Linked DNA regions of Homo sapiens: region 2 is linked to region 1. Evidence: read pairs that join two places in POLR2A ChIA-PET (ENCODE). Cell type or tissue: HepG2. All regions are shown on one strand.

Region 1 (5,000 bases):
TGTCTGAACTTCCAGCAAGTAAATTTTTATAAATAAAAGATGTAATTAATTATTTAGCATCAATAACATGCTTGAAGAATTTAGGTATCACTTGCTAGTCTTCGAGAAGTTATTGCATAATCATAGAGATGCATAATGCATGAAGACATGGCCCCACTAGATACCATCTTAGGAGAGAGACTGGGTGGAGCGAGAGGGAAAGGGATTGCATTTCAATCAATTATTTGGAGGTGATGTGTTGCATTTATTCATGCAGTATAATAAAGCTGAGGTGGGAAAGTAACATCATTTTCTTTTCTGTAGAAAGATACGTGAGTAAATGAGGACAGGGAGAAAAAACAGGGGTATTGAGCCCTATTTCTGGCTATGGAAAAAGTGCTAAGTGCTGTAGTCATTTAAATCATGTTCCCACAGTCAGTCCTCAGGGCTAGGATTCACCACCCCAGGAAGAAATCTTGCAAGCTATCCAACAAAAGATGTCACAGGGTGGACCTTGACAAAAATCTTCAAGGTCCTCACAGTCCTCAGCCTCGCTGGCACTGATGTCTGATCCGGTGACTACATTTCTCAAGAACCCATTTCTTGGGGACAGATTCACATTATCTAGCCTCACAGCCTAAACCAGAGAGATGGTTTTCTAATTCATGGGGAGACTCAAAAGTCCACGTAACCAATACATTATTTCCCTGCAGGCAGACCTCAGCGGGAGGCCAAATCCTAAGCAGTGACTTGCTGGGTGAGCACGGCTCAGAACAAGGAGAGACATGAATGGAATGTTTCAGGCACCAGGCAAAGGCAGGCTGATGTGTCCATCTCACAACAGAGAGGGTCTAACCCAATGTTTGTTTGTTTTTTCCCGACTTTAAGTTCAGGGGTACATGTGCAGGATGTGCAGGTTTGTTACATAGTTAAAATGTGTGCCATGGTGGTTTGCTGCACAGATCATCACCTAAGTATTAAGACCAGCACCCATTAGCTATTCTTCCCAATCCTCTCTCCTCCCACCCCTGCCCAATGATTTTTAAACTTTGTGTTGGTACCCATTATAAAGTGGTGAGATCATTTCATGAATCACACCCAGATACCATTTTTAAAATTAAAAGTATGGAGTATGGACTCAAATGGAAAGTATCAGATAATACTGCATATCACTGAGGTAGGTAAGAGGCAGTACAGAGTGGTGGTTAAGAGGCTAGACACTAAATGCGGGCTAAGTAGAGTCAAATTCTCACTTTGCCAAATACTGGCCATATCACCTTGGGCAAGTTATTGAATCTCTCTATGCTTCAGTTTCTTTGTTTGCAAAATGGCAAAAAGTATAGTACCTGTCTACTAGGTTGTTCTAAAAATTAAATGACTTAATATCTATAAAGGGCATAGAGCAGTGCCTGGCTCACAATAAGTGCTATATGAGTTTTCATTTTTCTTAAAAATTGCTTTATGAAACTGTTACCCACAGTCCAAAATACCAGAACTGAGATCCTATGGCAACTGGAGTCACACATGCTGAGCAGTACCGGAGAGAAAGTGGGGGACTGAATCGTTTCCATTATCACTGAATTAGAAAACTATGGAAGCAATACCAGATTGCAGGAAAATGGGAACCAGAGGAAAATACTCAAAAGGACATCCCAGATGACCAGGCTAGAGCTCTCTTAGGCTGAGGAGTGGCTTTCAGCCAATTAAGAGGAAAAGTGTTTTTGATGAGATGAGACTCCATAAATGTGTCTTTCCTGGAGAGAATTCTCATTGTCTGATGTACACTTTGCCCTTTTTTCTCTCTTTGGCTTTCATCTGAGACCACGATGACATATTTTTATGCTCTAGTTAAACCTGAATTTTCTCTCTTCAGATCAATCAGGTTCTTGTCTTAATTTCTTGAAGCATATCAGCTGTACCAATTGATTATTGCATTCCATACCACAAGCCCTTCCTTCATATATTTTTCTCTATTCCACAGAAGTCTGGACAAACAAAAGGTGACTGACAAGGTAAAGGCAAGAGACCAAAAGTTTTGAAGACATTTGAAGAAGACATGATAGAGTAAATGGAAAGAGTCAATATCCAAGCAGAACTAACATTGATACGGGAAAGAGCAAGGGAGGTGCTGAGTAGAGAAGAGCGGGGTCCCTGGCAAGGGCTCCACCCTTGGTCCTGCGCCCATGGACCCAAGCGAGAATAGGCACTCCCACTTTTACACTCAAGGGTTGCATTTTCCAAGACCCCTCTGGCCTACCACACCCCCAATCCTGTTGCCATATAAACCCGAGACCTTAAGTGGACGCAGACACAAGGGCGTCAGGGGGAGAGGAGGAACGGGGAACACACCCACAGACCAGCAACAGTGGAATGACACAGGCACCAAGGGGAGTTCGGTTGGGGGGCAGTTAGAGAAAAGTCTGGGCAACCTGCCCCCCAAGAAAGACGACCTTCCCACTCCATCCCCTGCTTCTGGCTCCCCATCCATCTTGCTGTCCATCACTCCTGTCACACTCCTGGCGAGGGGGAAAGGGAACTCCCCCATTTCAATATTACTATAAATATGTATATTGAGCACCTACTATGTACCAGGCACTGTGCTAAGCACTTTATAACCATGCTTATTACAATCACTCTGAGGGATAGATGATATTCATTAGAAATGCAAATGAGGAAACTGGCACTTGGGAAGGTTAAAGCCTGCCTGAGTCTCACAGTTAATAAATGTTAGAGCCAGAGCTCACACAGACTCCCTGGCTCCAAAGCTCATCCCTTTCTCTTACCCACTGCTACAAAGGTTTTAGAACAAGACCCATTGGGTCTAAATTCCAGCTCTACCACATATTAACTACTTAACTTCTCCAAACCTCACTTACGTTTCTCTTATATAAAATGGGGGTGATAACCGTAGCTTCCTCACAGGATTTTGTGAAGATTAAATGAGCTGTTTATTAAGGTATTTAAAATTGTGGCTGGCACACAGTAAGTGATCAAACAGATACCAGCTGTCATTTTTGTTATGCCAGCCCTTGCAAGGCTTCCTATAATTGCAAACATTATGGATTACGATCAGCAGACCAGGCAGCCATCAATACGCCATTGGCCAACTGTCTTTGCACCTCTCTTTCTATAAAAGGATTTCCCATGGTACTTCATTCCTGCCACTGGCACTAGGAGAAAACAAGAACCATAGGGGGCAAAAGCTTGGAATAGTAGGGTTAAAACAAGGAAACCAGCAGCCACAGAAAGGCTGCAATTCAGACCTATGGAATCAGGAAGAGAGAGAGGAAGAGCTGATCTTTGAGACCACAGTTGAGCTATTCTCAAAAAGGACAAATTCAATCAATTGTGGAAGGCAGGAAGATTACTGCTGAGGAAAAAAATGAATTACTTGGGGATTTAAGTGAAAGCTTTTGTTCATGTTGCTGTATGAAGCAGTAGTCCCACAGAAGAGCAGAGGACTTAGGGCTGGGAGGAATTTAATCAGTTCCTTGAGCCCATTTTAACCTAAAAGAGAAATAATTAATTTCAAGTCTTAAATGGGAAGTAGAATCTAGACAGAGTCAAAGCAGGGAAAGGGAAACGATGAAAAGGGCCCATCCATTGTCCAGAAACAAGAGGGAAACACTTGCCCCTGGGAGAATTGATAGACTCAGGCCTAGGCATGCCTTGACTTTGAGCAAGCACAGGGCACGGGGGAGAGGAGGGGGAGGGGACACTCAAAAGAACCTTCATTATTTCTACCCAGTGTTTCTTTGGACCAGCTGGATGAGGACGTCACATTCAGCTGTGTCTATTTCTACTTAGCCAAGCCAAGCATGCCAGGAATTTAAACGTTAAGTTTAAATAATCAATGGGCAATGGTGTTTAGTCTTAACACCTGCCCAGCTGAGACTTAACACATCTGCTGCAATCCCTGAGGCACAAGGGCAAAAAAGTTGCAAAGCATCTTTATTACTCCAGAAAAGTGGAATTAAAGAGTATGTTCTTAAGTCTGCAGATGGTTACCCACTATGGACGGTCCTAACCTACTCTGAGGCCCAAGAAATGGTACAAGTGAGTTTACCGAGGTTAGGGGAAGAAGAAAACAAAATGGGGAGAAACAAAGAATGCAATTTGCTGCATTTATCAGTAGACTGCAGAACTGGTCCAGTTTAGTGGGGCATCCAGTAATGTACTCTGAACTTCAGTGGAAAAGGCCAGGGGAAAGAGACAGCAGTGGCTCTATCTTCGTCACCACCATCACCAATAAGTATTCTTCTCTACAGTGCATGAGTCACTAAATGACACCATTTTCAAGCAGCTTACAGTCTACTGTGTGGGAGGAAAAGATAGCCTCCGCCTCCCCTGAGCTCTTATGGGGGCAATTCGACTAGGTCTAGGAACCAGCCTGACACAGGGCAGGTTAACGAGAAAAGCATACAAGTTTTTATTAGTTTTACTTGTACATGAGGCTCTTCACAAGACAGCAAAGTTCAAAGAAGTGGCCAAGGCAAGCTAGTTTTATACTTCTGAGACAAAGAATGATAAATTTGTGAAGAAATGACAAGGGGCTCTGGATAGAGAGTAAACTCTAGGGAGTCGCTAGGAGATATATGGAGGGTGTAAAGCTAGTGGAATATAGTGGTTACTTCAGAAAGTCTATTTATTCAGGCCTGTTGCAACACCAAATCCCAGTCCGGGGTGATAAGGAATAGTCTCTCACCCTGGTAGGGAAAAAGCACCCCTTCCAAAAGAATCTTTATGGCTTGCTACAGGCAGGAAAATACAGGCCAGCTAGGCTTCTCTTAAAACTACAATTTCTCCAATGTTTTTAGATCAAAATAATGAATATACCAATTTGGGATATTTTGGGATGGCACATCCTTCACTCCTTTACTATTTAAGAAAGTAAAACATTTACATAAATAGAAAAGTAAATAACAACACAAGTTGGGCCAAACAGGCAATGTTTCCTTCTTAGAAACAGCTCAGTGTCTTCATATTACAAAAACACACATCCCACTTGGTGGACAGAAACC
Region 2 (5,000 bases), 220 kb before region 1:
ATATTTTGGAGGTAGGAGGTGACCATACAAAGAACACTTGAGGCATTTCATTCTTGCAAACGCAGCTGAGACAGGGCCGGCAGTACACACCTTTCAATGAATAGAAACTTTAAAATGTACTCTGCTAGTGAATTTGCGTGTTTGGAATAAAGTCAGTTGGGGCTTGGTAAAGGAGAAAAAAATTGTTGCATTGATAGGATCTGTAGATTTTGTTATAAAAGACAGATATGTAAATGAAAGTACATTCTGAGAATCTGATCCATGCTGAAACTGAGTAATAAAACCAGAACTGTATTGTTTCCAAAGTCTAGTTCAGTGATTCTTCTCCACTTCAAGTGGCTACAAACCAGAAAATCTAATTAACGATGGGAGGTGGGAGGGATGAGACTGAAGATTTACAGGAGATAAAGATTTATGAAAACTCAATATTCAGGATAAAGAAAGGGGGATAGAATAGCTCTTTAATTAAAAGATAACATTCCATTCTTTGTTTTTCATTGTTTAACAAAGATGAAAAGATATCCAGCCCTTTCTCTCTGGCAGAAAAATGCTTAACAGCTTTGAATATGGTTACGAAATGACACCCACGGCTGTGGATGGACATTAGTCTGTTTTTCTGAGCCCCCACAAGACAAGTCCCTAAATTCTGCCACAGGGAGGCCATATGATCACATGCACACAGCCTCATGAGTGGGCAGGGTGGCTGTGGTTTGCTCCCTGGGTTGTAAAACCGTCCTTGCCCAAGGCCTGATAAAAGCAGGTAGTGGAGAAAGGCTGCAAAGCCCATTTCTTAGGCAAAAGAAAAAAAAAAACATTTTCTTTTGTTTTGGTTTTTGCTTTTCAGGCAGTGTTTTGCTCTGTCACTCAGGCTGGACTGCAGTGGCATGATCATGGCTCACAGCAGCCTCCACCTCCTGGGCTCATGTGATCCTCCCACCTCAGCCTCCATAATAGCTGGGACTACAGGTGTACTCCACCACACCTGGCTAATTTTTATATTTTTAGTAGAGACAGGGTTTTACCATTTAGCCCAGGCTGGTCTCAAACTCCTAGGCTCAAGCAATCCTCCCACCTTGGCCTCCCAAAGTGCTGGGATCATAGGTGTGAGCCACTGCTCTCACCCAAGATAAAAAACTTTGATAGGAAAGTACAGAAAAACATTTTGGGGTTGTGGATGAGGAGATAAGGACAACTATATTTGAATCCAAGGAAGCAATAAGAACAAGTAGAACACATTTCTTCTGGCAGTCAGTGCTAGATCCTATCTGCTCAATTGGCCAGGTACTTTGAATGGTCAAACATATCATTTGGCCTTTGGAATCACCCTGCCTAAAAAAGTATTTCCTTGGGAAATAATAACAACAACAATAATAATGATGATGACAGGATATTGGCAGCAGTTAATACGCCCTGTGCCTAACATTCTGCCTAGTACTTTACATGGATTCTCTTATTAATCCCTTACAGCAGCTCTGTAAGGTGGAGACTATTTTTACTGCCAACTTACAAATGAAAATATAAAGGCCTACAGAGGTTTAATATCTTGCTCAGGGTCACACAGCTAGTAAGTGGTTGAATCCAAACTCCTGGGCTATTGTCACTACAACTAAACTTTATTATGCTTTATGACACTCACCACTTACAAAAACCTCTCAATTAATTATAATGCTTAGATGGTCTTCTAATTAATTAAAACTAGATGGCCTCGCTTTCGATCTTTACTGATAGTCTTTCTGAAGTCTATCCTACCTCAGTAAAGACTACATACTGAGCGTAATTATGCCTTTCACTGGTGACCGAGGGTCTTCGGTTAAGAATCATGATTTTGTCTCCCCTGGCATGTCTTCCCCGTGTAATTCTTACCCATCTTTCCAGAACCGATTCCACTGTCAGCCAATCTAGGAAAGGTTTCCCTCACCACCCAGATCATACTGGGTCTTTTTTTTTTTTTTTTTTTTTTTTGGCAAATAATTGCCCATATCTCCTATTTTACTTCACAGAGTAAACCTCAGGTATTTCAGCTTCAGTCATGTAGATATTGTGGTGGCTTTGTACTGTGTCACCTTGGCTCACCTGATCTGTGTTTCCCAGAGTTTCCTTACCTGTGTGTTTCCGGTGAGAATGGACACAAGAGACATTTTCACACGTAATTTGGAGGTGAAAGTGAAGCAGCAGCCATTTACAAAAATGCTCCCATTTTATTTTGGAATAATTTTAGATGTTCAGAGCCACTCTGTTCTTATGTTCCGAGGATCAGGGCAGGTGCTTTCACAGCTCGCACACGTACTTGTTTTTCTGTGGCTCCCCTACTTGGTGTGGGGCATCTGCTGGGCCTGCCACTGCTCCCCCTTCCTCTAGATGCTTCTTGGGCTTCTCTGACTGCTGGGTCAGGAGTGTGTTTAGCTCCACGACGAAAGGTACCCTCTTTCTGCAGGACACTCACACCATCAAGGCTGACGAGGGCTGACCGGGTTCCAGAGTCCTTGTGGGTCCGGGTTGATGCTCATGAGTTCTAGTTGAGCTTGTGGTAGGTTGCTTCCCTGTGCTCTCCCTCCATGCCTTCTTCCCATGGATCTGTCCCTTCCTAACTCTCTGCCCAGTGGACTTCTAACTCCAGCATCAGAAGTGAAGAAAACAGCTTCACACAGTTTAACCAGCTCTACAATTAAGTAAGCTCAAATCCCTGTAAACTGTGTGTGTATACATCATGGTTTTGCTTCTCTTTGAACCCTGACACAGATAGATAGATATAAACGGGTTGAAAGCTTGAATCCAATGAAAACATTACCTTTCATTGGTAAGGTCTCATTCTGGTAATTTATTCATATCCCGAAGTCAGGTTCAAGCAAAGAAGAAAGGAAGAAGAAAAGGCAAGGAGCAGGAAAAATAAAAGTAATTTGTGATAATGTAATATATGTCCACTTTGCACAGGCACTAGGCCAGTGCTAGAAATACAAAGATTAATATTAACCTTAGACCTCATAATCTATGGGGGAGGAGGATTCTTAAAGAGCTAACTATGATAGAATAAATGCTATATAATTGGCATGAATAAAGTACTACAGGAACATGGAGGAGAAAGTCATTAGTTCTAACTGACAGGACCAGGGAAGGCTCTGCAGGTGAAGCAGCACTGATGCTGGGCCATGAAGAATGAGTCATTCACCAGTGCAGGGGCTCTCGAACTTCAGCAGGCATCAAAATCACCTGCACGGGCTATTGCAACAGAAATTGCTGGGCCCCACCTCTGAAGTTCTGGCTCAGTAGGCCCCAGGTGAAACCTGAGAATTTGTATTGCTACAAGTTCCCAGGTGATGCTGATGTGCTCCTGGCCTGGGGACCACACTTTGAGAACCACAGCTCTAGTGAAAAAAGGTGGGGATGAAGATGGCACGTGTTCCAAACAGAGCAGAGGCAAATGGAGATATGCATAAAAATTCATTGGAAATTAATTTCCCCTGCCCACAGCCCCCTCTCTCATTCTCCTCTCTCTCTTACTATTTCTAGTTACTTTTCCTCGTCCCTTTTTTTTTTTTTTTTAGATGGAGTCTCTGTCACCGAGGCTGGAGTGCAGTGGTGCAATCTTGGCTCACTGCAACCTCTGCCTCCTGGGTTCAAGTGATTCTCCTACCTAAGCCTCCTGGGTAGCTGGGACTACAGGTGTGCACCAAGCCTAGCCAATTTTTGTATTTTTAGTAAAGACGGGGTTTCACCATATTGGCCAGGCTGGTCTTGAACTCCTGACCTCGTGATCTGCCCGCCTCGGCCTCCCAAAGTATCCTTGTCCTCTTTACCTACTGTCTTGGATGCATCAAGTTTTATGGTGTCTTTGAGGCACAAAAGTGGAGATGTACAGAAGGCAGGAGACAACCAGGGTCTCAAGTTCAGGTAAGTGGTCAGGCTGGACGTGTTGATTTGGGAGTCTACACAGAGTGGTAATAGAGGGAACATGAAAGCAGGGGGCAGTCAGCACACACGGAGAGTGTGTGAAGGGAGAGAGGAGCCAGCGGGAAGGCAGGGGAGGAGAGCACAGAGCACAGGAGAGCCAAAGACAGAGAAGCACCAGCAGTGGGAGGACAAAGGGGATGCTGCCAAGGAAGGGGAATGGGAACGATCAGAGAAACAGCAGAAGCACAAGAGAGTTGTTTTTTGTTTCTTTCCCTCCCTCCCTCCCTCCCTCTCTCCCTCCCTCCCTTCCTTCCTTCCTTCCTTTTTCTTTTTTTTTGAGACAGAGTCTTGCTCTGTTGCCCAGGCTGGAGTGCAGTAGCACAATCACAGCTCACTCCAGCCTCGACTTCCTGGGCTCAAGCAATCCTCCCATCTCAGCCTCCCAAGTAGCTGGGACCAAAGGCATATGTGCCATGCTTGACTAATTTTTTTGACATTTTCTAGAGATGGGATCTCACTATGTTGCCCAGGCTGACTCAAATTCCTGGGCTCAAGCGATTCTCCTGCCTTGGCCTCCCCAAGTGCTGGGATTACAGGTATGAGCCACTATGCCCACCTGTAAGAGTTTTGTTATGAAGGTCAAGGAGTGGTCAACTGTCTCAAATGCCACAGGTGAGGGCTGGAGAGAGGTCAAGGGATTGGCTAGTGAGTCGATCAGTGATGGCCTTTATCAGAGCAGTTTCAGCAGGACTGTGGAGACAGACTTCCCACTGCAATGATGTAAGATGAAAGGGAGGTGGGGAAGTAGAGAAAGTAAATGTGGGTTACTTTCAAGAGAAGCTTGGCTGTGAAAGAAAGGAAAGATGTGCAGGCATGAGTAAAGGGAAACCTACCTAAAAATTAAGAGAGAAATCTGCTTTTCAAAAAATAGAGAATTGAGCATATTTTATGGTTAATAGGAAAGAAGTAGAGGCTGAAAGTATGGAAAGAGGGAGGGAATGTGTAGGGCTCCATGTGCTGCAGGAGAATTCAGAGGACGGGCCCTCAGCCCAGGAGGGGAGGGCTGAGACACAGGAAAGTGAAAGGCTTGGATCATGCCTTTTGCTCTCTTT

The links. ChIA-PET counts read pairs that join two places held together with the same protein. Peaks named below come from ENCODE experiments on the same cell type or tissue, not always from the same donor. Only the 100,000 strongest peaks of a DNase experiment are listed, where the experiment ranks them.
Region 2: POLR2A ChIA-PET joins it to region 1 with 12 read pairs; 2 of 35 experiments call an interaction of 5 or more read pairs at or near these places.

Annotation. Positions count from the first base shown.
Region 1 is chr4:82,744,659-82,749,658 of GRCh38, forward strand. The region is part of intron 1 of SCD5 (stearoyl-CoA desaturase 5); the gene reads right to left. Among named protein-coding and RNA genes, the nearest start is that of MIR575, 6.3 kb to the right of the region's middle. In HepG2, no CTCF peak of the experiment used is centred here; DNase peaks (open chromatin) are centred at 2,273 and 2,713.
Region 2 is chr4:82,525,082-82,530,081 of GRCh38, forward strand. The region is part of intron 1 of TMEM150C (transmembrane protein 150C); the gene reads right to left. Among named protein-coding and RNA genes, the nearest start is that of TMEM150C, 34 kb to the right of the region's middle. In HepG2, a CTCF peak has its summit at 3,960; no DNase peak of the experiment used is centred here.